3 separate regions of the Homo sapiens genome follow, and all the other regions are linked to region 2. Evidence: chromatin loops called from intact Hi-C (ENCODE). Cell type or tissue: heart right ventricle. All regions are shown on one strand.

Region 1 (8,000 bases), 160 kb before region 2:
TCTAATTGTGGTGACTTTTAAAGTTTAGTTTTATGGCTCTGTTGCCTCTGTCTTCAAAGTCAAATGGAGCAGCTGAAGCTCTCCCCACCCCAGACCCACCTGCCTGGCCTCTCCCATGCAGCAAGTTTTGCTTAGCTGTTGCAATCCTGGTTTTACTTGGTTTTGTATTTGCTATTTTTTTAAAGTGTTTTTAAACTCATGTTTCTTCATAGTAAAGGGTAACTACTGTGGAGTAAACAGAAGATGAGCGTGGTACAAATTTTGGTTAAACCAAAAACTACACACTGGATTGAAAGCTTGGGGAAGGGAGGCAGGTGGAAGGGACTGAAGGGAGGTCTCTTCCCAGGAGACTTGTTCACCGGCATCCAGTATTCTCCCCCGCAGTTAGGGAAACAGAGGGAGCATGCAGTTTCAGGCCCAGGCAGGCCTCTCTCTGGGCTTGGGGCAATGCCAAGGCTGGGGGCGAGCCTGCAGTCAGCCTTGTGCGTGGCGGCCGAGCCTGTTATTTTGAAACCCTAAGTGGAAACAGGCATGGAAACCCGGAAGGAGCAGGGAGCCTTAGCAGTCCTGGGAGATGAAGCCAACGACCTACCTCCATGTGGAAGGAGGCGGCGGAATGGGCAGGGGCGGGTCTCACAGGTTCCCCCCTCTGGAGTTGGGGTTTCCCGGCCCACGTTCGCTCTCTGGATGTGATAGGTCCTTCCCGGCCGGGAAGGGCTGGAAGGGGCGCGCAAGGAGGACGTGGGGACGAGACGAGAGAGACGCGTGCCCAGCAACTCCAGAAGGACGGAGAAGAGTGCAGGAGGGAGCCGGGGAGGACGCGGGAGGGCCGGGAGGGGAAGAGAAGCCAGGCCGGGCCTGGAGCGGAGGAGCGGAGCCCGCTGGTGCGGGTGTCCACACAGGGGCGCTGGAGCGCGCCTTCCTGCGGCTGGGCAGGAGGCAAGCCCGAGAGCGCGCGGCGAGTGGAGCCATGTCGCCCTCCCTCGCTCTCGGCGGGCACAGTGAGGCGCAGGCTTTGGAAAAGTTGCGGGCAGCCGGAGAGCCGAGCCTCCGCCTGCGTTCATGATAATGAGAATGGAGTCACGGTCACAGCCGGGCTCTCTGCGGGGCGCAGCGCCCGCGAGGGGCGCCTGGGCCTCTGGGCGTCCTCTGCCGCCCCGCGACCTTTCCTGCTCTCCTCCGGAGAGAGGCGAAGGGAAGGGGCGGTTTCGGAGGGAGCTGGGCTGTGGAGGGAGGGCGGCCTCCTCACCAGCGTCGTCCGACCACCCCGCGCCCTCCTGGTGGCTCTCCCACGCCCCATTTGCACCCCAGGTCCTCGGGGTGTCTCTGGTGTTGCTTCAAGTTAGGCAAGAAGAGCTGGGGGCGCGGGGAGCCCGGCGCCGCAGCGCGTGCGTGGCTGGGGCGCCCCGGGGCCGGCTGCACCTTCAGTCGCCCCCTGGCCGGCCTGCCTGCCTCGACCTCCGCATCCCCTTGCACCGTCCGCTCGCGTGCTGCGGGGCACGCGCAGCACTACCTTCGGCGGGGCCGCAGAACCCTCAGCTCCCGGGACTCCCCCACCGCCCCCGCACCCACGACCCGCGTGGTCCCCGCCCCTCCACCCTCTTCACGCACCCTCGCACCCTTTTTGTGCGACCCCGTGCCCTCTCCGGGCTGCCAACCCCTGCCACCCAGGCGCCAGTCCCGGGCGCGGGGAGGAGGCCGGTGGGGAAGGGGGCGGAGGGGCCGGGGTGGAGGAGGAGCTGCGCGAGGGGCCTGGGGGCGGGGAGCGAGGAGAGCGCTCGGAATGTGTGCGGGTTTCTAGGTGGTGCCAAATTCTGGGGCCTAGGCATTTCCCTCGCTTTATGTTTTTGGTTTTTTTTCTTCCTTCAATCTCTTTGATTAGGCCGTACGTGGCTGTGGCAAGGAGTTGGGGAAAAAAATTATAAAAACAGGAAAGAGAGAAAGAACAGCCAGAGCCCCGGCTTCGCGAGCCGCCGGGGAGGGGGCGGAGGAGGCTGAGCCAGGTAGAGTCGCCAGCGGAGACTCGCGAGTGGCGCGCGGGAGGAGCGGTCGCCGGCGCTGGGCTTGCCTTGCTGCTGCTGCTGCCTCCCCACCGCCTTTTTTTTAATCTGGAGCGGGGTGGGGAGTGGGAACCGGAGAGAAAGCAAAATATTAAAAAGCCCTAAAGACAGCCAGCAGGAGCGCGGTGCCCGATGGCTTCGCTGTACCAGAGGTTCACCGGCAAGATCAACACCTCGAGGTCCTTCCCCACGCCCCCGGAGGCGAGTCACCTCCTGGGCGGCCAGGGGCCCGAGGAGGACGGCGGCGCAGGAGCCAAGCCCCTCGGCCCGCGGGCGCAGGCGGCGGCGCCCCGGGAGCGCGGCGGCGGCGGCGGCGGCGGCGCGGATGGCCGGCCCCGGTTCCAGTACCAGGCGCGGAGCGATGGTGACAAGGAGGACGTAAGAGCTTCTCGGGGGCGGGGGACGGCGGCGGGGGCTCCGGGCTGAGCGCGCAGCGAGACGCGTCGGCCGGGGGCATCTGTGGGGGGGGGAATCAGGCGCCCTCCCCCAGCCCACGACTCTCCGGGCGCCCCCAGACAGGCTCCGTGGCGCCAGATCGCGGTCATCGCCGTCCCGGAGGGAGCGGGTCTGTGTCTGCAGCCGCGGCGGCCGGGAGTTGGTGGCTGGAGAGAGCGGGGTTTGGGTACTGCGCCTGCTGGGATCTGGAATTCGCCTTACGTTCCCTGGATGTGCGGATGTCTGTTTTTAACAGCATGCTGCTATGGTTCCTAAGGAGAGAATTCGATCGGCCTGTGCTTACGAGTTGGTTTATTTTTTATTTATTTCGTGCTCCGGGAACACAGCCTCAGGCACCTTCTCTCCCTCCCACCTGTGTCTGGAATCTCTCCATCGTGCCCCTCCTCTCCTACTCACTCTGTCCCTTGACTCAAATGCCTCTCCTTCGTTCCTCTTCTTACTTCTCCTAGACACTTTTTCCCCCCAGCGGTGGTGGTGGTGATTATCCTTTCCGGAAAAAAAAAAATACCAAAATACTGGCATCTGAGCCCCAACCCTCTGTCCCAGGGCCCAGCAATTTTGCTGAGAGCTCTCAGGCCGTGTCTGTCTCCCCTCCCAGCCCTGGACTAGCACCTCTGCCTTAGACCGTGTTCAGTGAAAACTTCTCCGAGAGCACATTTCCTACTCTTCATGGGGGCTGGAAGCCTGGGTTTCAAAGGTTGGATTTGCACATCGCCCTAGTAACCAATGACTCATGCAGGACAGGAGCCGGACCTTAGATGGATGCGTTTAACCACCTCCTGTGGATCCCTTTCAAGGATGCAGAGGGCTGCTAGGACTTAGAAGGGAGGAAACTGTGCTTTTTCTTTGAGGCCTTCTTTTCCCAGGGAAAAGAGAAAAATCCCCGACAGGCTCTCAGAGAAACAGGTCTGGCTTGGCTGGTACAGCTCTTATAACAGCTAGGCTGTGTTGGTTTGTAGAAATTACTATGTATGCCTTTGAGGAGTTTCACAACTGCTCAACCTGGGAACCGCAGGGGTCCCACCGGCCTCTCACTTAGTCTACCCTGACGTACCCAGGGCAGTACATTGCCCGGCACTGAGTAGGTGGTTTTGGTCATTACCTCTGCAGCCTCCAGCCATGCTGTTTCCCTGTTTCATATTTCTTTAGTGCAAGAGTTGTGTTTGGGTCGGGGGGGGGGGGGCGGTGAGACATTGAGTGATTTCCCAGGGACAATTCCTAATTGCCAGATACTATGAAATCAGTGAGGTTTTGCTGTTGTTATTGGTAGTTTTTGTTTTATGAATGAAGGATGTGGAAACTTTAATGGAGATCACAAAACTTTGTGGGAGATGTGGTTTGCACACACACAGGTACACACCCCCTACAGCCCTGCGTCAGATTTTGCACGAGGTTTTGTGATTTTCTCCTGCATCATTTCCAGACTCCCCTGGTTCAATAGTCATTCAAAGGCATGTCCCTCACTTTGGTGGGCCAAGCCCTGAGGGAAATAGACAGATCCTTCAGTCATCTGGTTCAAGTCTTTGGCAAATGGTTTAATTGGGGGAGGGTGAAGAGTTCTGGAGGATTAAACTACCGAGAATCTTGGGGAAGACAGTTAAGCTGCAATGCAAACAGGAAAAATGTACTTTTTACCTTAAATCTGACTTAAAATTGTTGAATTGTGGATGTTTGGAGTGAGAACAATGTGCAGTTTTTTTCTCAACAGGCTCTAGGTGTCGCTAGGAGAAAGGAAAGGCAAGAGCTCTGAATTTTATTTCAGATGATCTCCATCTTTTTTTAAAAAATCTTAACTTGGAGTATACATGTCCTTCTTTTTATTGTGACATGTGTCTAGAAATGATTCTCACATAAACACAGGTGTCCTGAGAAACAAATCAGGGATATAACATGTACATTTTTTAATGGGGTTCTAAACAGCATCTCTAACTTAGATGTAAGTCCTGACATGCTTTTTTTTTTTTTTCTGGAAAATACACAATGTGTGTGGGTGGGCGTGTATTGTGTGTTTATATAGTATACTCCCGATATATATATGCACACATATATACTTGCCCATTATCTGCACATATATATCCGGCACACATCTGCAAAATGCATTGCACATATGTCCTTTAAATTGTATAATTAAACTCATGACACAGGCTGAATGTTGCATCCTTTAAAAACAACAACAAACTTTTATGCACTCTTCTTAGAAAAGTTCCTCAGAATTGGAAAAGTTATGCCCCCAAATTTACTAAAAGATAGATGAACATATCAAACCACTTTTCCTCCAGGAACAAAAGCTTCAATTTGCTTAAGGTGTATTGAAAAACAAAAACAAAAAAAGACATTAGGTAGAAAAACTGCTTTTTAGGTACAGATACTTGCCAAGACTGAAGAATCTAGAGTAATCATTTTGCTACCCAAATTTAAAGCTGAGGATATGCAATGAATTAGGAACACATTGCATTTTATTACGTGTCTTGCACCTGCTGACAACCTCAAGACAAACCGAGGCTTTCCTTTTCAACATCTGCAAGCAGCTGGGAGCGCGGCTACTTCGGTGGGAGCTGTCTGAAGTGCTGAAACCTTCTCTTGGCTTAGCGCAGGAGAAATCTCCATCACTCTTGCCTTTTCAGTCCTGATCCCAAGGCTGGTGGCTTTATCACTGTTCTCTGGCTTGTCAGGGAAGACTGTTCCAAGGTACAGAAACAGCTTCGCTGCCTTGGTCACTAAGATGATGGTAAGCAGCATACCTTTATAATCCTTAGGGCTTTGTACCTGTTGTCTTTCTGTCTGCAAATTGAGAAATATAGTTCTTGGCTTCTGTGCATGTGTGTACACCTACATGCCTGAGTATGACTGAGAATGGGCAGTTACCCAGCCACACCCCAAATAAAATTTATGGTAGTCTAACAAGGCTAACACAGAGAAATAAAATGCGGAGATAGAATGGCTAGAATTAATAATGCAGGGTCTAAATGCACAAACTACACAGGCAACAAAGGGACTTCCCAACTGTGTGGCTCCACAGGAAAGCCTGTTTTGGGTGGGTCAGTACTAACATGCAAAGTCTGACTTCAAAATAGAAATAAAACCAGAGGGTCTTCTCTATCCACTTCCTTGTAAATCTTAGATTTATTTAAATATAAAGTCAATTACTTGGGCAACTCCTCTGAGGAATCAATAGCCCTTCTGATTTAAAATTCATTGTGTAGGTTTAAAAATAAGTTGACTCTTAAAGGAATTGTTGCTGGAAGTGACTTTTAGTGGAATTTATTAACTTTCATTTGGATTAACTGTGGCTAATTTTAAAATACTGAACTTTGTCATCCGCCTGCTTGAACATTTCTTTTTAGTTTTTTAAAGGGCTTTGGAGGCCTTCTGTACCATTAGAGCAGTAGTTTTTTTAAGGTTATACAGTGTGTTCCTGTATCCTTCATTTTCAGTGACATGTGGCTTCTTTGCAATACAAATGTGATGACAACAGGATTTTAAAGCAGCAAATTGGTTAAAACTGGGAGACATTAGCAAATCACCACCCATGATGTCCACCAGCCTTGGAAGGGCCAATTTCATCATCCGCTATGTCTTCGACAACCAACCAATCTTTTTTCCTCCACCTTGGTTTTCCATTGGTATAATGTCAACATTCTGTTAATGTGTCCTTGGGATCTATCAACTTTACGATTTCTTAACTAGCTTCTCTCTACAAATATGTTTATATACTCTACTCTATTACTTTTCTTCTGTTTCAACTGTAATTTAAAATTTTTTAAGTTTCACATGATTTTCCTAATAAATGAGAAAAAGTCTAAATCTTTCAACTGTCTACTTGATCCCATTACTCTCATCACCAATAGGACCAGTGCTTGGTGTACCCACCTACAGAATAGCCATGGATATTGCAGGAGCATGGAGAGTTGCAATGTTGCCCTCTCTTGATCCCACTGGCGCCTACAAAGTGGGAGCCATGAGGCCAGGTACTGAGAAGTGCCCAGTGAATACATGCTGCTGCTGTTACTAATATTACTGTTTCTAAAGGATGGCCACCCTGTTTGAGGGCCTTGGCAGCAACTGCCCAGCTAGTACAAGAAGCAAAAAAGCTGACTCTTGGGCAAAACCTGAACATAAAGGCCTCCCATTTCGTGGTGGTTGAGAGCCAGCCCCTCTTCCCCCTCTGGCTCTTGTGACCCCCATCACAGGGTGGGGAGACACCCCCCGCAAGGCGGGGACTGAGAGCCAGCCCCTCTTCCCCCACTGGCTTAGGACGCCCATCGGGGATCCTAAGATCCTTAGGAACCACCTGGAGGACTGTGGGTATGAGGTGTTCAAGAAGAAAGCTCAAATCTTCCGACGGCAGGTACCTTGCGTGGGATTTACAATAAGACATGGGTCCGAACGCAGCTCGGGAACAGAAAGAAAGCAGGTTATTTGCAATCTACCGGAGCTTAAGGGCAGAAGGCAGGTGAGAGAATTCTTAGGAGCTGTGGGGTTTTGTAGACTGTGGATCCCAAACTTTGCAGTATTAGCCAAGCCTTTGTATGAGGTCACAAAGGGGGCGGGGACCCGGAAACTTTGAAATGGGGATCCCGACAACAGCGAGTCTTTCATTAGTTAAAGGAAAAACTTCTGGCAGCCCCAGCCCTGGGGCTACCCGATCTGACAAAGCCTTTTCCATTGTATGCGTCAGAGAGAGAAAAGATGGCAGCTGGACTTTTAACCCAAACTGTGGGGCCCTGGCTGAGGCCGGTAGCCTACGTCTCTAAACAACTAGACAGGTTTCTAAAGGATGGCCCCCCTATTAGAGGGCCTTGGCAGCAACTGCCCTGCTAGTACAAGAAGCAAATAAGCTGATTCTTGGGCAAAACCTGAACATAAAGGCCCCCCATTTTGTGATGGCTGAGATCCATCCCCTCTTACCCCCTGGCTCTTGGGACTCCCATCGCAGTGGGGGGAGGCACCCCCCGCGAGGCGGGGACTCAGAGCCAACCCCTCTTCCCCCCCTGGCTCTTGGGACCACTATCGCAGGGGGCGAGGCAATCCCCGCGAGGCGGGGACTGCGAACCTCCCCCTTTCCTCCCCTGGCTCTTTGCACCCTCATCACAGGGGAGGAGGCACCCCTCGCGACGCGGGGACTGAGAGCGAGCCCCTCTTCCCCCCTTTGCTCTTAGGACCCCCATCGCTGGGGGCGGAGGCACCCCCCGCGAGGCAGGGACTGAGAGCCAGTCCCTCTTCCCCCCCTGGCTCTGGGGACCCCCATCGCAGGAGGGGGAGGCACCCACCGCAAGGGTGGGGACTGAGAGTTATCCCCTCTTCCACCCCCGGCTGTTGCTACCCTCATCGCAGGGGGGGGGAGGCACCCCCCGCGAGGCAGGGACTGAGAGCCAGCCCCTGGTTCCCCCACTGGCTCTTAGGACCCCCATCGCAGAGGGGGGAGGCACCCCCCGCGAGGCAGGGACTGAGAGCCAGACCCTCATCCCCCCCTGGCTTAGGACC
Region 2 (8,000 bases):
GGTGTGCCGCAATAATGCTGCATGACAAAACACCCTAAAACTGACTTATAACAACAGGCATTTAATTTTGGCTAGTATGTCTGCATCAGCTGGCCTGTATTAGTCTGTTTTCACACTGGTGATAAAGACACACCTGAAACTGGGGGGAAAAAAAAAGATTTAATTGGTCTTACAGTTCCACAAGGTTGAGGAGGTCTCAGAATCATGGCAGGAGGCAAAAGGCACTTCTTACATGGCAGCGGCAAGAGAAAAATGAAGAAGCAAAAGCAGAAATCCCTGATAAATCCAACAGATCTCTTGAGACGTATTCACTATCACAAGAATAGCATGGGAAAGACCAGCCCCCATGATTCAATTACCTCCCCTGGTCCCTCCCACAACACAGGGGAATTCTGGGAGATACAATTCAAGTTGAGATTTGGGTGGGGGCACAGCCAAATCATATCATGGGGTTTGGCCAGTCTAGCCCAGGATTGGCTCGACTTGGCTCGGGTCATTTTGTGATTAGTGTGCTCCTCACATTTCACCTTTTCTGGGCCCAGTAGGCCATCCAGGACATGTGCAAGCCAGCGACACTATGGGCAGCTCTGGGAGCCAGTTTATATACCAACTCCTGATGGTACGTCCAGCCTGCTGCCCAGGAAGGAAGCCAGTGCTGGCACCTGGAAGGCGCCTGGCGTGTATGGGAGCACCAAGAGCATGGGGAGATGCACTGCAGCAGGCAGCACAGACCTACAGTCTGTTATCACAGTCTCGCTCTCTGTAATAAGCAGGTTAATAAGGTAATAAGGAGGTTACATTGCTGTTTGAATTTGCTTTCCTTGACTAAGCATCTCTTCATGCTCAAAAGTCTTTTACATGTCTTCTTCTGTGAATTCTTTTGTGTCATTTGCTCATTTATCTACTTGTATGGTTTTTGCCTTGAAGAAAATGTAAATTTTAACTTAGTTAAATGTATAAAGTTTTATCTTCATAGCCTCTGGATTTCTTTTTTTCTTTCTTCCCCTGAGATAGACCTTCCCTATTACATGATAATTTTAAAAATTCTCCAATTTTTTTCTAGTACATTTATAGTTTCTTTCCATTTTGTATGTGTTTTGCTGCTGGGACTCTGGACACTGTTCATTGCCCTACTCATCTCTTCCTTATGTATTTGGTTTGCTATGTTTATCATATTCATTTTTTTTTTTTTTTTGAGTCAGTCTCGCTCTGTCGCCCAGGCCAGAATGCAGGAGCACAATCTCTGCTCACTGTAGCCTCAACCTCCTGGGCTCAAGTATTTCCCCTACCTCGCCTTCCTGAGTAGCTGGGACTACAGGCTCACACCTCTACACACACTCGACTACTTTTTGTATTTTTAGTGGAGACAGGGTTTCACTATGACGCCCAGCCTGGTCTCGAACTCCTGGGCTCAAGGGATCCGCCCGCCTTGGCTTCCCAAAATGCTAGGATTACAGGTGTGAGAAACTGTGTCTGGCTGTTTATCATATTCTTAATTCCTGATTGTAAATTTATTTCTGGACTTATTTTCTCCCCTTGAGTCGTCTGTGTGTTCATGTGCCAGCCCCACTGTTTGCATTTCTGTAGCCTTGCAAATGGTATCTTTATCTTAGACTTTTTAGTATCTGGAGTGCCAGTGTCCCTCTCAATACTCTGCTTTTCCAGGAATATCTTGGTTATTTCTTACATGTTTGTTTTTCCCAGAGGGCTTTAGAAACAGCATGCCAATTCTAGTATCTGCTTCCTCCCCCCGTCCTCCAAAAGCATTTGTGTTTTTACTGAGAAGATGCTACATTTATACATTAAAGACATTCGACAGGAAACACAAAAATGCAGATACATAAGCAGGCCCCAGGTATTTTTCATAGTACTTATTTGTCAGGTCCTGTCTCACATATAAAAGCACACAGGGCACTTGCCACCTTCTCTTCCGCAAAGTGCATCAGTGTGGTGACCATGACAGGAACAGAAAAGGGGAAGGAAGCTGAGATCCTGGCAGAATAAAATGTGGCATGGAATTAAATAGTTAATATGTAAATATAATGAAATTAATAGCATTTATCGACCAGTTGAGCACTTTAGTCCATTATCTCAGTTCATATGCACAACTTCTATGAGGCAGGTGCTACTAATATTATCCTGATTCATCAATAAAAATGAAGCTCAGAAAGATTAAGTCACTTTCACTCAACTAATCATCATCAGAGCTGGAATTTGATCCAGTTGTAGACTCTGCACTCTCAACCTCCAAGCTGAGCTGAGCTGCTAAGTAAAGTTAAACTGCTTCTGGGAGTCTGGGTAGAGAGAAAAAAGAGAAATATGTTTGCTGAATCAATTGCTGCCGGCCAAGGGCCAGGCCTTTGCACCTGGCATCACAGCTGACTGAAGCTGCAGAATCCGCAGGAATTCAGAGCCTGGGGCTCCTGCTGTGTGGGACACAGAATGGGAAGATGAAGTCACCACCCCAGTGTGTCCCAGGTCTTTGTCAGAGGACAAAATGCTGACATTTCAGGAGGGAGGAAGACCCTTGCTGCTATCATGGCCCTTAATCCTGAGGTTAGGGAGCCAAGGCGGAGGTCCTGTAGGGGTGAGAACATCCATCCCAACTGTGTCCGCCCACCCTGCTCAGGAAGCCGCCTGCGGGGAGAACACAAAGTTCCACTGGGCTCGGGGCAGTGCCGGAGCTCCCTGCCCCCGGCCTCCTGGGAAGCACCAGCTCGCAGAGGGACCAGCTCATGCTGGGATCAGTGCCTGCTCTGATACCTGGAAGTCCCTGGCGGCTTGGGGGCTTACTTCTTGCTGGGGTGTGGTCTCCTGGTCAGAAGCTCCAGTCCTGCTGGGGAAGCCAGCTGAAGGCACTCGGCTCCCCTCAGGGCCTCCCAGGCTCCTTTCCCGAGGGTCTGGGTTGATAACTAAGTTTGGAAATCCCTTGAGGGGTTGAGGTTCTAGGGCAGTGGTTTCAATGGTAGGGGTGTTTCCCTAGGGAACATTTCAAAATGGCTGGAGACATTTATAGTTGTCATGGCCAGGAGCAGGGAGAGGGGTTCTGCTAGCATCTGGTGGGTAAAGGGAGGCGGTACTGCTAAGCATCATAGGATGCAAAGAACAGTGCCCTCCCGTGCTCCCCCTCCCCCACAAAAAAACCCAAAGAATTATCTAGCCCAAATTGTCAACAGTGTCAGGGCTTGGACATCCTGTCTTCGAGGGCTTCAGTTAGCACCAAAACCCTTGGGAGCTGGTTTAAAATGTGGAGTCTAGAATCCCCTAAACCCATAGGGTGCAGTGTGAGACCCAGGAACCTGTACTTTCAAGCATTCCAGATTATTCTGTTACAGGTAGACCATACTCCACATTGACAAGTAGCACTGCAGGCTGCACCCGGCGCATGATTCCCAAACTCTGGCCCTGTGTGGGTCTGCCTGGGGCAGAGGCAGCTGGAGAGCTGGCTAAAGCCCCAGCCTCCTTCATCCCTGGAGGTTCTCTTGTAATAGACATGGCTTCCATCCCAGAATTCCATGGGTTGTTTTGTTTGGCTTAAGTGATTCCTTTTTTTTTTTTAAGTTGACAAAAATTGCATACATGTAGGTATATACCATGTTTGGAAATGTGTATACATTGTGAAATGGCTAAATTGAGCTAATAACAAATGCATTACCTCACTTTTCATTTTGTGAAATCTACTCTCATCAATTTCCAGCATACAACACACTGTTGAGCACTTTGTCACCATGGGCTGCACACTAGGTCTCTTGGACTTATTCCTCTTGTCTAACTGAAATTCTCTATCTTTTGACCAACATTTCCCCAATGAGAGATTCGTATTTAGATTTGCTAACCCAGTATGTGGCCTAAATCCACACAGGACTCTGGTCATCTGCCCTCATCTTCCAGTGCTACAAGTCAAGCAAAACTGTGGTGCCTGCCAGCTGATTTCATTCCCGGAAGCCCAAAGCTTTACCAGCAGGTCACTTCCAGCACACAGATAAGGAGATTAGCCACGCCTCTCACTTCACCTCCAGCTCCTCACTGTTCCAGAATTACCAACTATCCTATTTCTGTTCAAAGCAGCCAAAATTAACTGAGGGCTGCTCTTTGAGGGCTTCTGCAGGGAGCGTGGACCCTATGGCCAGCAGGAGCAGCACCTCCCTCCCTCCCTCCCTCCACTAAAAACCTGTGGCGTCCCTGTTACAGAATGGAATGTGCTAGATCTCTCAGGGATGCTGAGGTACGAAACAGTTCGGGAAGACAGAACCAGAAGACGGTTCGGGAAGCCTGGGATCAGAGTGGAGAACGACAGAGCTCTTCAGCATGGTCCTTTGGTTTCCGAAGCAGTGCCTGGCACCTCATGATGGCTCAATGCTCGTCATTCATTGCCACTATGAAATATTCCTGAAGGGCGTTTCCTCCAGGCTGTGGTACTGTCTGGAGAATTATCGTGGCTCCCTGCTCAAGCCTATGACTCTAGGGCCACCATCTCTGACCTCGGCACCATCCACCCCCAGCAATGCGCAGATTGGACGAGGGCTCGCTAGAGACTTCATCCTGCACGCAGGCGCTGCCCTCTGTTGGCCATACTCTTTGTGTGCAGCTTAACTTTTCTTGGTTACCTTTACTTTTTTTTCTCAGTGGCTTTGTCCTCTGTCTCAGCGTGGCCTCCAAGGCCACTTCCTGCTCTGCCACTTGGTATGGTTCAGGGCTGCCCTGCTCTCAGTCACGGCCCATTTTTAGAGCTTTTTTGCATCGTGTAGGTCCGTGAGCATCTGTGTCAGAGGCTGATATTTACTGATGTGCCTCCCACATTGGGGATGGTGTTGGGGGCACGGGTGGGGTTTGAAACTGATAACTCTAACAGAAGTTGGGTACATAGTGACTGTGTCCAAACCCCTGCACCAAGAGACTGGACCAACCCTAGCATGGCTTCTGGCAGCCCAAAGCGGCATCCCTGGGACCACCTGGCCACCCTTTGAGTTCCTGTCTGAAAAAGCTCAAGGCCGTCAAAATCATTTAGTGTTTGTTCCTACCAACACCTGACAACAGGCCTCTGACCACCCCCTCACTTTCTTAGAGCATTTACGTTAAAAACACTTAGAGTCGTACCTCCTTCCCTTGTCCCTTTGAGATGTACATGCATGTGTGTCCAGGAGTGTCTTTCTCAAGAGCCTGAGAGCCAGTCCTTTGAAATGGCATCATCAGGAAGGATGGGGCCTGTCTCCCAGGCTCTGGGGGAGGCCAGAACCTAACTTCCATCACTGCCAGCTGGCACACACAGCTGGCCCGGCCACAATAACACAGACAGCCCTTTGTAATTTTTCACTCCCATGATTCCTGAGCCCTGGAATGCCCTTTCCCGACTCCTACGTTCTCCCATTAAACTGTCCAGTCCCCCTGCACAGATCTGAATGGAGCTCAGCTTCTCCCCTGTCAGTGGTTAATGAATAAGGTCTGTTTTCGTAGCTTTAACTAAGGTCCAGCTTAGTTTATCTTTGACAGACCTACTTACCCTGCAGGTTCCCACCTCGGGCCTGGAGGGAAAGCCTCTGGGAGGAACACGGTCCTCACCAAAGGGTGGGAGACCAGATCGTGCCAGGGAGTGGAGTGGACATGAGCTCTGGGACCCTCTCCTCTCTCCCGGAATGGCTGCACAGGAAGGAAGGATGGAAGATGTGAGAAAGGCCACCCTGCCTGGGAAGGAGCTACCAGCCCTCAGCAGTCCAGAGGCTGCCCAGAGAGCAGCGAGCAGCTCTCCAGGACTCCACCTCCCAGGCCCAGAGGATGCCACCCAGGGGGCTCAGTGAGAATTCAGCCACAGCCACACACATCCCGGGAGAGTGTCTAAAGATGCCACCAATCCAATATCACAGAAGGCAAGAACCCAAAGAGCAGAAGCCGAGACAAGGAAGTAGCCATTTTGGATACATGCCCCCCACCCCAATCCTGGGCCAACGTGGATCTTCAGCATCCTGAACCTGAAGCCCCCATGGTGGGCCTGTGGCGGGCTGGGTGTGGCTTCAGAGGTGCAGCGGCAGGAACTGGCAGAGTGGTTCCCCCAGGCCCAGGGCTGACCCACAGCGACATGGGAAAATGGGCCCAGTAGGTCCCTCCTTGTTTAGCTCCCTTTGGTCTTTCCAGGTCCAGCTTCACTGGGTCCACGGGGTCCCCATCCTGAGGTCACTGTGTTTCTCACCCCCCACCTGCCCACTCGCTCCCAGCCCACTGCAGTCTGACTTTACTGCCCATCACCAAAGATGCCAGCTGACCTTGACTTCTTGGGGGTAGAGGACAATGGGGGTCTGTGTTACCTCAACCACTCTCTCCTGTTGAACCTCTCATCCTCCTGAGTGACACTCACCTGGTTGTCTTCCGGCTACCTGCAACCTCCCGGCATCCTCCACAGGCCACCTTCACCCACCCACCCCGTGAACTCACACTCCTTGGGGTTCTCTTCTGGGTTTTTCTCACTCTGAACCCCCTGAGCAACCTGCACCCCTCAGGGATCACCGGTTATTTATGCCGATGGCTCCAACTCTGCCTCCTGCAGCCTCATCTTCCTCCTGACCATCCGCCCCACCGCCCAGCCAGCCACTACCTACACTTCCACGGGGTGCCCTGGACACACACGACTCACCAGGAAACAAAGGAACACCTCAGCTCCCACAGCCACTCTCAGACCTGCCCCTGCTGCACTCCCCACCACGGGCAGCCTCGGTCTCTATGGGTCACAGCCAAGCAGCTCCCCCCTCGCTTCTCTGTCCTCACCACTTCCACCAGGGGCCCTAATAAAGATGTCAAACCAGCCTGCCGTCCACTGTGCAGCTTGTAGAGATAGATAATGCTAGAAATCCAGTTGGCCATGTCACGGCCCTGCTTTAAATCCCTTTCACGGCTCCCATGGCCCTTGGGATCCATCCAAGCTCCTCAGCTGGCTTTCCGCCCTCAGTGCTCTGGTGCCTCCATTGTGCGTCTTCCAGTCCCGCCCCACCCTCCTGTCCCTCCAGGGAAGTTCTTTCAGCTCTGCCCTGGGCTACAGGCTGGGCTGGAGGGCTGGGCTCCCTCTGCCCACTTCCCCACTGGACCTGCAGCGAGATGTGCTGGCAGATCCCAGCCCTAGGCTATTTCATGAAGGAGGCTTTGAAGCCTCTGGCGACCTGCTTCACTGCAGGAGTCCTGCACTGTGTCCTCTGGGGCCCAGACGAGTGGTGCTCAAAGCTGCACTTGAACAAGTCCTCGGTCTTCCTGCCAGGCCTGGTTCTCCGCCGAATCCGGGCAGTCAGCAGGGGGCCGGATTTTCCTCCAGATCTCAGGAAAGTAGTCCTGGATATCTGTGTTCATAACTGCAGCTCCCAGAATCCTTCCCTGCTCCCCTCCCCAGACCCACCCACTGGAGAAACAAGAATCAGGTGGGCGGGGCAGGGGACCTGCACACAGGCAGAGGCCAGGGCTTTGTCACCAAACAGTAATCTTTTCATCACCATTATTTATTATATATGAACCAGGTTTTCAGCACAAGTCACACTCAACACCCTTACCCAACAGGAGGGGCGACGGAGGCTCAGAGAGGGAGTGTAGGGGGAGGATGTCAATGGGAGGCCCCAGCCTGAGCCCTGAGCAGCTGGCCAGCCAGGAACTGGCATGTGAGTGAGAGGCATCCTATTCTCCTGCTGCTCCAAAGACAATGCCCGCTGAACAGGATGGCAGGCCACATCAGCAGTCCATACAGAAGTGAGGCTGTCGTTTCTTCCCCTGGAGCACCAGTGAGGACAGGCCCCAGCTGGGAGCCAGGCAAGGTGGGTGAGCTCTGTGCTAACCACACTGGGAGCTCGGGTAAGCGTGAGGGCAAGGCTGGAGAGGTCCGGGACCCCTGCGTGTTGCTTCCCACTCCTGCCAGGCTGGCACGCCCCCATTCTTCACCATCCCTAGCACAGAGCCCAGGGCCAGGGGGCAGAGGGCGGGGCTGGCTCAGGAGCAGGGCTGGCCCGTCCCATAGCGCCACTCACATTGCC
Region 3 (8,000 bases), 390 kb before region 2:
TGAGAAGAGAAAGAAAACTCTAGAAGCCAGGGGGCCCTGTTAAGTGGCACTGAGAGGTCACACAGGATGAGGGTCAAGAGGTAGCCCTTGGGTTCACCACACAGGGGTGAGCAGCCTTGTGAGAGAAGCTGGGCAGAGGCCAAATCACAGCAGTTGCAGGCCGAAGAGGAGGTAGTTAGAGGAAAGAAGACGTGTGGGTAATCCTTGTAAGAAATTTGCCATTAATTGTTATGTCTCTTCCCATCAGGCGGCTGTTGAGGGCTGGACCTGGAGATTGGCTTGGATTTCTCCTAGGACACTGTTGGGTATCATAACAGCCCGTATTTTAGACATAGATTTGTTCAGACTTCGCTGGGATTGCAATCTCTGGGTTCAGTTCAGCAGTAAAAAGCTCCAGTTCCTAAGGAAGTAAAACTTTTCAAGAACACAATATAGAAACAGCAGGGGCTTCTAATAGGGCTGTCCTCTTAACCTGTGGTGGTCTTTGGCATGTAAATAGCAGGGAGAGGGGAAGGCATGTCTATGAGCGGTTCTTTACCTTGCACCTGCAGTTACAGAGGATGGCTGATAGGTGGCACTGTGTGTCTGTTAAATGGAGTTAAGAGAGCCTCTTAGTATTACAGGAATGAAAATTTTTGTTATTTTTAATACCGCATTTGATATTAAGCACTTGCTGTTAATATAGATTTTATTTCCAATCTTTCTGACATAAATTTCAGGAGATGAATGGGTTACGTGTGGCGTTTATAATGGTATGTGCTGTGACATTCTTTTACCAGCATAAAGACAGGGCCTTTCCATCTGCAGAGGTGGTTTAAAATGGAGATTTTTATTTGGCATCATAAAATATACATTTATCCGGCAAGGTAAGGTTGCGGGCTATTGAGAAATTCAGTCGATATAGTGAACTGAATAAATAGACGGTGGCTGACCCCGGGTGGGAAGCAAGGTGTGCCGTGAGACGGGGTTGAAGGGAGGAGGGTGGTCAGAGGTGCACCGAAGAGAACTTAGACTCTACAGATGAGCAGAGTGCATGATTTCCAATCTAAAATTCATGTTCAATTTAGAAAATTTGAGATGTAAAAAACACTTTTACAAAGGAGAAGTTACTCCTTTGTAGTCGCTGTTTTTGTTTTGTTTTTTTTTTGAGACAGAGTTTTCGCTCTTGTCACCCAGCCTGGAGTGCAGTGGTGTAATCTCCAGTGACTGCAACCTCTGCCTCCTGGATTCAAGCAATTCTCCAGCCTCAGCCTCCGAAGTAGCTGGGATTACAGGTGCCCGCCACCACGCCTGGCTGATTTTTGTATTTTTAGTAGAGACGGGGTTTCGCCATGTTGGCCAGGCTGGTCTCGAACTCCTGACCTCAGGTGATCTGCCTGCCTCGGCCTCCCGAAGTGCTGGGATTACAAGTGTGAGCCACCGCGCCTGGTTGTCGCTGTTTATGTTATTACTTCATCTTTCCCTTTTATTTTCATGAACTGTAAATAGGTGGATAGATATGTCCTCTTGTATTTATGTTTCATATGCTATGTATTAACAGCATTATGTTGTGAGCCCTTTCTTAAGCGACTGAAATTCTTTAAAAACATGATTTGTAATGAGGCCTGATGCTCCATGCTGTGTCTGTTTCGATACCCACTCTTTTTTCTGTATTTAGGTTTTTGACACTCTTCTAGCTTAGGTCAAGATTTATTGCATTACCAGGACATGTATGCTTTTCTGGCATAATCTGGCATACACAGGAGTCTGTAACTAATGGTGCTTTTTGAGTCAAATGATTGTGATTTGAGAATCTGCTGGCTTGAGTGAAGCAGATACTTTCTGGCTAAAATGCTGACCTGCCTTAGCCAGTTTTTGAATGCGTTTGGATTTCCAGTTGCAGTTCTGAGTGGGCTGTGGGAGGGAATGACTGTGGGCTGGTGTCCGGAAAGTGTCCAGAAGACTGCTGACCGCCAGAACGTCATCCAGGAGATCTGCTGATTTCTCACACTGTATCAAAAGTGATAAGGGATCACTTTGTTTTCTGAATTAAGTGTTTTTTTTAGAATCGATCATATTGGCTTTTGGCTTTTGTGGGAAGCGTTTTGAGCAGTATTATTTTTAGTTTGTCGTGGTTAAGAGTATAGGCGTCAGGGCCAAGCTGCGTGGGTCTCCACGTGGGCTGAGCCGCTTCCTAGCATCGTGACTGCACTCATTCCCCAGCCCCTGCGTCCTCAGGTGCAGGATGGGCCAGGCGTAAGCGTCTCATGGAATTATTAGGTCACCCTTACACAGGCTGAAGTGTAGTACTTGATATGTGATAGATATTACTACAGGCATAACTTGGAGATTTTGTGGGTTCAGTTTCGGACCATCCCAGTGAAGTGAATGGTGCAATGAAGTGAGCCACACACATTTTTTGGTTTCCTGGTGCACATGAAGGCTATGTTTGCACTATATTATGGTTTAAGTGTATAATAGCATTATGTCTAAAAAACCAGTGTACATACCTTCATTTAAAAAATATGTTATTGCTAAAATATGCTGATACAGAGACACGAAGTGAGCGTGTGCTTTTGGGAAAATGGCGCTGACAGACCTGCTTGGTGCCGTTTCCTCAAACCTTCAGTTGGTAACAAACACATTATGGGCGAAGTGCAATAAATGCCATCTTCTAGTGAGGCGTCCTGACCACCCTGCTCTAGACTGCACCTCGGCGCTTTTTCCCACGTCATTTTGCCCAGCCTTGCTTTATTTTTTTCTCCATAACATTCATCTCCTAATTTGCTATATATTTTAGTTATTTATACTTAATAGTTCTGTCTCCCTACCTGAAACACATCTCAAGAGGGCGACCATTTTGATATGTCAGATTCATTGCTGACCCGTGGTGCTTAGAACACTCCTGGCCCATGCGAGGTGCTCAGTAAATGCTGCTGACCTGGTGAACGAGATGCACGGCAGGCTATGGGGCCTGGGGGCTTTGCGCTCTCACAGAGGAGTCAGGGAAGGAGGGGTTGCCAGGCTGGTGAGGTGGTGAGTGAGGGCTTTCCAGGCACTAGAGACATCCCTCAGAGATGCTCAGAGTCTGCAAGACCACAGAGATGTGGAGGCCGGAGGGCGGGGGTACAGGTTGGGGTGAGACCTGAGGGGCCTTTGTCTGCTGTCTGGGGGGTTTGACTTTAGATTTGAAGACCAACTCTATAATCTTACTGAAGGAAGGATTTCAAAAGATAGGCTCAGTAAATATTTGTTAAACTGCGAAAGTAAACAAACCTTGAGTTCAGAATCTGATTTTAGGAAGTCATGTTAAGCTGGGTGCAGGGGCTCACGCCTCTGTAATCCCATCACTTCGGGAGGCCAAGGCAGAATTGCTTGAGCCCAGGAGTTTGAGACCAGCCTGGGCAACACAGGGAGACCCCATCTACCAAAAAAATTAGCCAGCTGTGGTGGAACGCACCTGTGGTCCCAGCTACTTGGGAGGCTGAGGTGGGAGGATCCCTTGAGCCCAGAAGGTCGAGGCTGCAGTGAGCTGTGATTGCACCACTGCGCTCCAGCCTTAGCGACAAAGGGACACCCTATTTCAAAAAAAAAAAAGGTTGGTCTGTGCTCTATAAGCAGTGAAATAAAGCAGTGATGTATGCTATTTCTGTCATTACTTTGAAAACAGTATTAGATGAATAGGGCATTTTAAAATGTTTTGTCTGTGCTAGATTCGCTGATGAGAGCTTTCTTTCAGACTGTTGTGTGGGATAATCTGCTTCTTTTCTGTAAGTAAAGGGATTTTATTTTAAAATGTTAAAATGTTATTATTTATGACATCTTTTCTTTATTTCTTAGAAAAATGTTTACTTACTCTTCCTTGTGGAAATTGATTAAGAATGCAGGCCGGCCTTCATGGCTCATGTGTGTAATCCCAGCACTTTAGGGGGCTGAGGAAGGAGGATTGTTTAAGACCAGGAGCTGGAAACCAGCCTGGTTGACATAGCAAGACCCCATCTCTACAAAAGAAAAATTTAAAAAATTAGCTGGATGTGTTGGATGCACCTGTAGTCTCAGCTACTTGGGAGACTGAGGCAGCAGGATTGCTTGAGCCTGGGAGGTGGAGGCTACAGGGAGTTAGGATTGCACCACTGTAGTCCCACCTGGGTGACAGAGTGAGACCTTGTCTCAAAAAAAAAAAAAAAAAACCAAAAAAACACACAAAAAAGACACTATTAGGCTAAATGTATATATTTCTGAGGTACAGAATTATTAGAGTAAGCACTGTTGCTTTACTTTGAGATGAGATGGAAAGAATACATTTATTGGTAATTTCACGTTTCTCTTTTTTTCTGCTTTTTCCTCACTCTGAAGGTGAAACAAGCATAGGTGATAAGAAACCAAAGCAAGTGACGCCTGTAAGCCACATTTAAGCCATCATAGTAGTTCTGGATAGTCACTTGAGTTGAAAAATAATAAGCTCAGACAACGTTTTAATCCTCATAAAAGACTAGTTAGAAAACCAGTTTTACTTTGATGCAAGCAAGCTAGCTAAAGTTAGAGAAGGGGTACTAAGAAAATAAGTGGGGACAGTCTCTTCTCTCCTGATCCCGCCCCTCAGCTGCTCGGGGGACGTCTCCTTGTGTTTAATCTCCCATCAAGACTCCTGCTGAATACATTTTAGGAATGAGAGGCAGACTCTCAACCATGTCATTTTCTCAGAGAAAATTGGATTGTGTGTTGGTAATAACAGTACCTGTCACACTGAGAAATGGTTTGTCGTAGGCATGGCTGAGAGGCTTCAAACCGACTTTGTTGTGGTTTGCTCTCTAATTTATTTCTTATGTTTTCAAGCACCAGGAAAGGGATGCTGACAGTGTGAGGGGCTGTGAAGCCTGCGAAGTTGGGTCTAGGGCTTTTTCCTTTTCCTTGTATAAAGTAACTTTTAGAATGGAAATAACCCTTCCATTAAAGTGTTTCCATTTCATCTGGGCGAGGGGGGAGGTATGCTTTTGTAGTTGAGTGTTAAGACAAGAAAGGTTTTCCTTGGTTTCAGTTACTGTAACACTTAATTTTTGATTTTCTGTTTGTCATGTGCAACATGGTGGTTGGTGGTAAGAATGGGTTCATTTCTTTTCCTCCAAAGGGACTAAGGATCTAGAACCAGAAATACCATTTGACCCAGCAATCCCATTACTGGGTATATACCCAAAGGACTATAAATCATTCTGCTATAAAGACACATGCACACGTATGTTTATTGCAGCACTGTTCATAATAGCAAAGACTTGGAACCAACCCAAATGCCTATCACTGATAGACTGGATAAACAAAATGTGGCACATATACACCATGGAATACTATGAAGCCATAAAAAAGGATGAGTTCATGTCCTTTGCAGGGACATGGATGAAGCTGGAAACCATCATTCTCAGCAAACTATCACAGGAACAGAAAACCAAACACTGCAGGTTCTCACTCGTAAGTGGGAGTTGAACAATGAGAAGACATGGACACAGGGAGGAGAACACCACACATCCGGGCCTGTTGGTGGGCCTGTTAGGGGAGGGAGAGCATTAGGAGAGATACCTAATGTAGATGACGGGTTGGTGGGTGCAGCAAACCACCGTGGCACGTGTATACCTGTGTAACAAACCTGCACGTTCTGCACATGTACCCCAGAACTTAAAGTATAATAATAATTTAAAAAGTAGTAATGCTTCCTCCATTTCCCACTGTGTCAGACGTGGAGGTTTTTACAGCCACTGACCACTTTTTGCTCTATTAGGAGATGGCAAGTCATTTGACGTTGATTGGCCCTCAAGGGCAGGGTTCCACCTCACTGCTTCAGAGTCTTTCTGTTTGTCCTGGGGAGACATGCTGTGTTGATGGTGTTGTGTTCTGCTGTGGAGGGGAGTCCACATTATAAGAGGGTTGTTGTTGGATTTTGAAGTATATCCAGAGGAGCATCCCCAGAACAGCAAGAGTTCCTGAAAAGATGACCTGTGAGAAATGGTTGAGGGAAGTAGCATTGTTTGACTTGCGACCTGGCAGGGAGCATGAGGCTGTCTTGGGACATGTGATGGGCAGCTAGACGGTGAGCAGTGCCAAGGAAAGAGAGAAACCAGGGCCAGGTGGGTACCAGATTTCAGCTCAGCACAGGGAGAGCTACTTTACAAATTGGTCTATACAAGGTGGGGTCCGAATTCTGTGTCACAGGAAGGGAGGCAGTGTGGACTGGTGGTTAGAGTGCTGTGCTGAGCACATGGGCTGCAGGGCGGGGGGGTGGCGCCCATGTGTGTTGAGTGCGTGGATCCTGCATGGTGGTGAGCATGAGGTCTGCAGGTGTGGATGCCACGTGACCGAGAGCTTCTAGACTGCCAGGTGTGTGTTCTGCCCTGCCTACTGCTTGTTCAGTTGTGTGACTTTGGCAGGTTACTTGATCTCACTGTGCCTCAGCGTCCTTCTCGGCAGAATGGGGATGGGAATAGTACCTGCTTTATCCCATTATTGGCAAGGTGAAAGGAGTTGGTGTGTGGAATTGCCTTCAGCTGTGTCAGGCAGCGCGTAAGCACTGTGATTGTATTCCATGAAATGACTTCAAGTGATATTCTGGAATCGCGCTCCACATCCAGGCCAGGGCAGCAGATTCCTCACCCGCTGCGGCCTCTAGCCGATTGACTTTTCTATTTTTAAAGTTCCCAGGGATTTTGCCTGGTTTCCTTTGCTTTTTTGCCCTGAGCAGCCGCTGCCTTTTGGGACTCCTGCACATCTCGGGTTAGCTGCAGAGTGGCACACCACTTCCCCAGTGGCCCTCTTTGCTGGTGTACAGGCACCTTTGGTTTTACTGCTCAGCGCTAACTAGGGCAGGGTTTCTTAGCCTTGGTGCTGTTGACATTTCCATTGTAGGATGTTTAGCAGCATCTCTGGCCTCTACCCACAAAGTGCCAGTAGCACCTTCCCACCCCCACCCAGTCCTGACAATCAAAATCATCTCCAGATGTTGCTTAATGTCCCCTGGAGGCACAATTGTCCCTGATTGAGAACCCGCGCACTAGGGAGAAACATTAGGAGGTTACCAGAGTCCAAGGACTTAATCAGAAATTGTCAGTTATTGTTTCTGGTTCTTGAGTTACTTGCTGGAGTCTTTTTTCCCTTACTGACCCCCTTTTATTCCAGAGGGTAGAGCAAGTGAAATGCTCCTCGTTCATTCCACGATGCCTGGGGAGGGCCCCTGCTTACCGAGCGCTGTGTGTAGTGGCGGCTTCAGGGAGGAGTGGACGGACCGGGTGTAGACCTGGCCCTGCTCCAGCCTCTGCATGGCCCAGGGCGGAGAGGGCCAAACAAGAGAACCCACTGTGCTTGTCGCCGTCCTGCCTTCCCTGGGCCGGTGCTGACGCCATTACCCTCTAATTTCCCCTCAGACCTGCGAGCGGCCTGGTGATGTCTTCACAGATGAGGGCGTGGGAGCCCACGGGTGGGGGGGTTTGCTGCTTGCTTCAGGCCCCAGCACCAGACAGCGGGGGGAGTGTGAGGCCTTTGGGCATCCCCACCTGGCTCCAGGGAGTAGGCTGGGGTCAGATTGTGAAGGGCTCCGAACGCCCTGTCAGGAAAACGGGGTTTCTACTGCTTTGTCTTCTTAAACGCTTGTCTTCTGCTGGGCTCTGCTCCGGCAGTTCCATAGAGCCTGTCACTTAACACTTGTATGTTCCTTTTAGACTGTATTCCACCCTCCACTCTCGCTCTGGCAGGTCCCCCTTGTCCCCTGAAACTTCTGCTGTCGGCGGCGGGGTGAGGGGAAAGAGTTGCAGCCGGGAGTCGGCCCCATGGGTGGTGCAGGACGGCTTAGGGCCGGGCGGTTCAGGGGCTGCTGAAGTACGAGCCAGCTCCCTCGACCTTGTCCTTGGGAGGCGCCGTCCGGGACAGCTCTGCTCTGGCCGGCCTCCCCCAGGACGTGCCCACACAGGGACCTTTCTAACCGCAGGCTGTAGTTCTTCTGTGGATAGAGATAAAGTTCAGTTCAGTAATTCTAGGCTGAA

The links. Hi-C counts contacts between places; a loop is a spot of excess contacts. Peaks named below come from ENCODE experiments on the same cell type or tissue, not always from the same donor. Only the 100,000 strongest peaks of a DNase experiment are listed, where the experiment ranks them.
Region 1: a loop joins it to region 2, with 10 times the contacts of the local background. A loop is called at or near these places in 45 of 110 quality-filtered maps.
Region 3: it touches region 2 in a loop (21-fold over the local background); 25 of 110 quality-filtered maps call a loop at or near these places.

The regions. Positions count from the first base shown.
Region 1 is chr7:150,042,047-150,050,046 of GRCh38, reverse strand. It overlaps LOC100134040 (a long non-coding RNA gene), which reads right to left. Exons shown (of 2, transcript NR_148939.1): 2 at 4,675-5,297. It also overlaps a transcript of ACTR3C not described here. Among named protein-coding and RNA genes, the nearest start is that of ATP6V0E2, 170 kb to the right of the region's middle. RefSeq lists enhancers at 12-645, 646-1,280. In heart right ventricle, a CTCF peak has its summit at 4,240 (motif pointing right); DNase peaks (open chromatin) are centred at 446 and 5,075; H3K4me3 peaks cover 1,745 bases; H3K27me3 peaks cover 1,034 bases.
Region 2 is chr7:149,880,153-149,888,152 of GRCh38, reverse strand. ATP6V0E2 (ATPase H+ transporting V0 subunit e2) reads right to left here. Exons shown (of 4, transcript NM_145230.4): 4 at 7,458-8,000. It also overlaps a transcript of ACTR3C not described here. Among named protein-coding and RNA genes, the nearest start is that of ATP6V0E2, 10 kb to the right of the region's middle. In heart right ventricle, a CTCF peak has its summit at 4,571 (motif pointing left); DNase peaks (open chromatin) are centred at 2,398, 2,636, 4,541, 6,919 and 1 weaker place; H3K27ac peaks cover 3,835 bases.
Region 3 is chr7:150,268,860-150,276,859 of GRCh38, reverse strand. All of the region lies in intron 6 of ACTR3C (actin related protein 3C), which reads left to right. Among named protein-coding and RNA genes, the nearest start is that of LRRC61, 50 kb to the left of the region's middle. RefSeq lists an enhancer at 7,446-7,946. In heart right ventricle, a CTCF peak has its summit at 561; no DNase peak of the experiment used is centred here.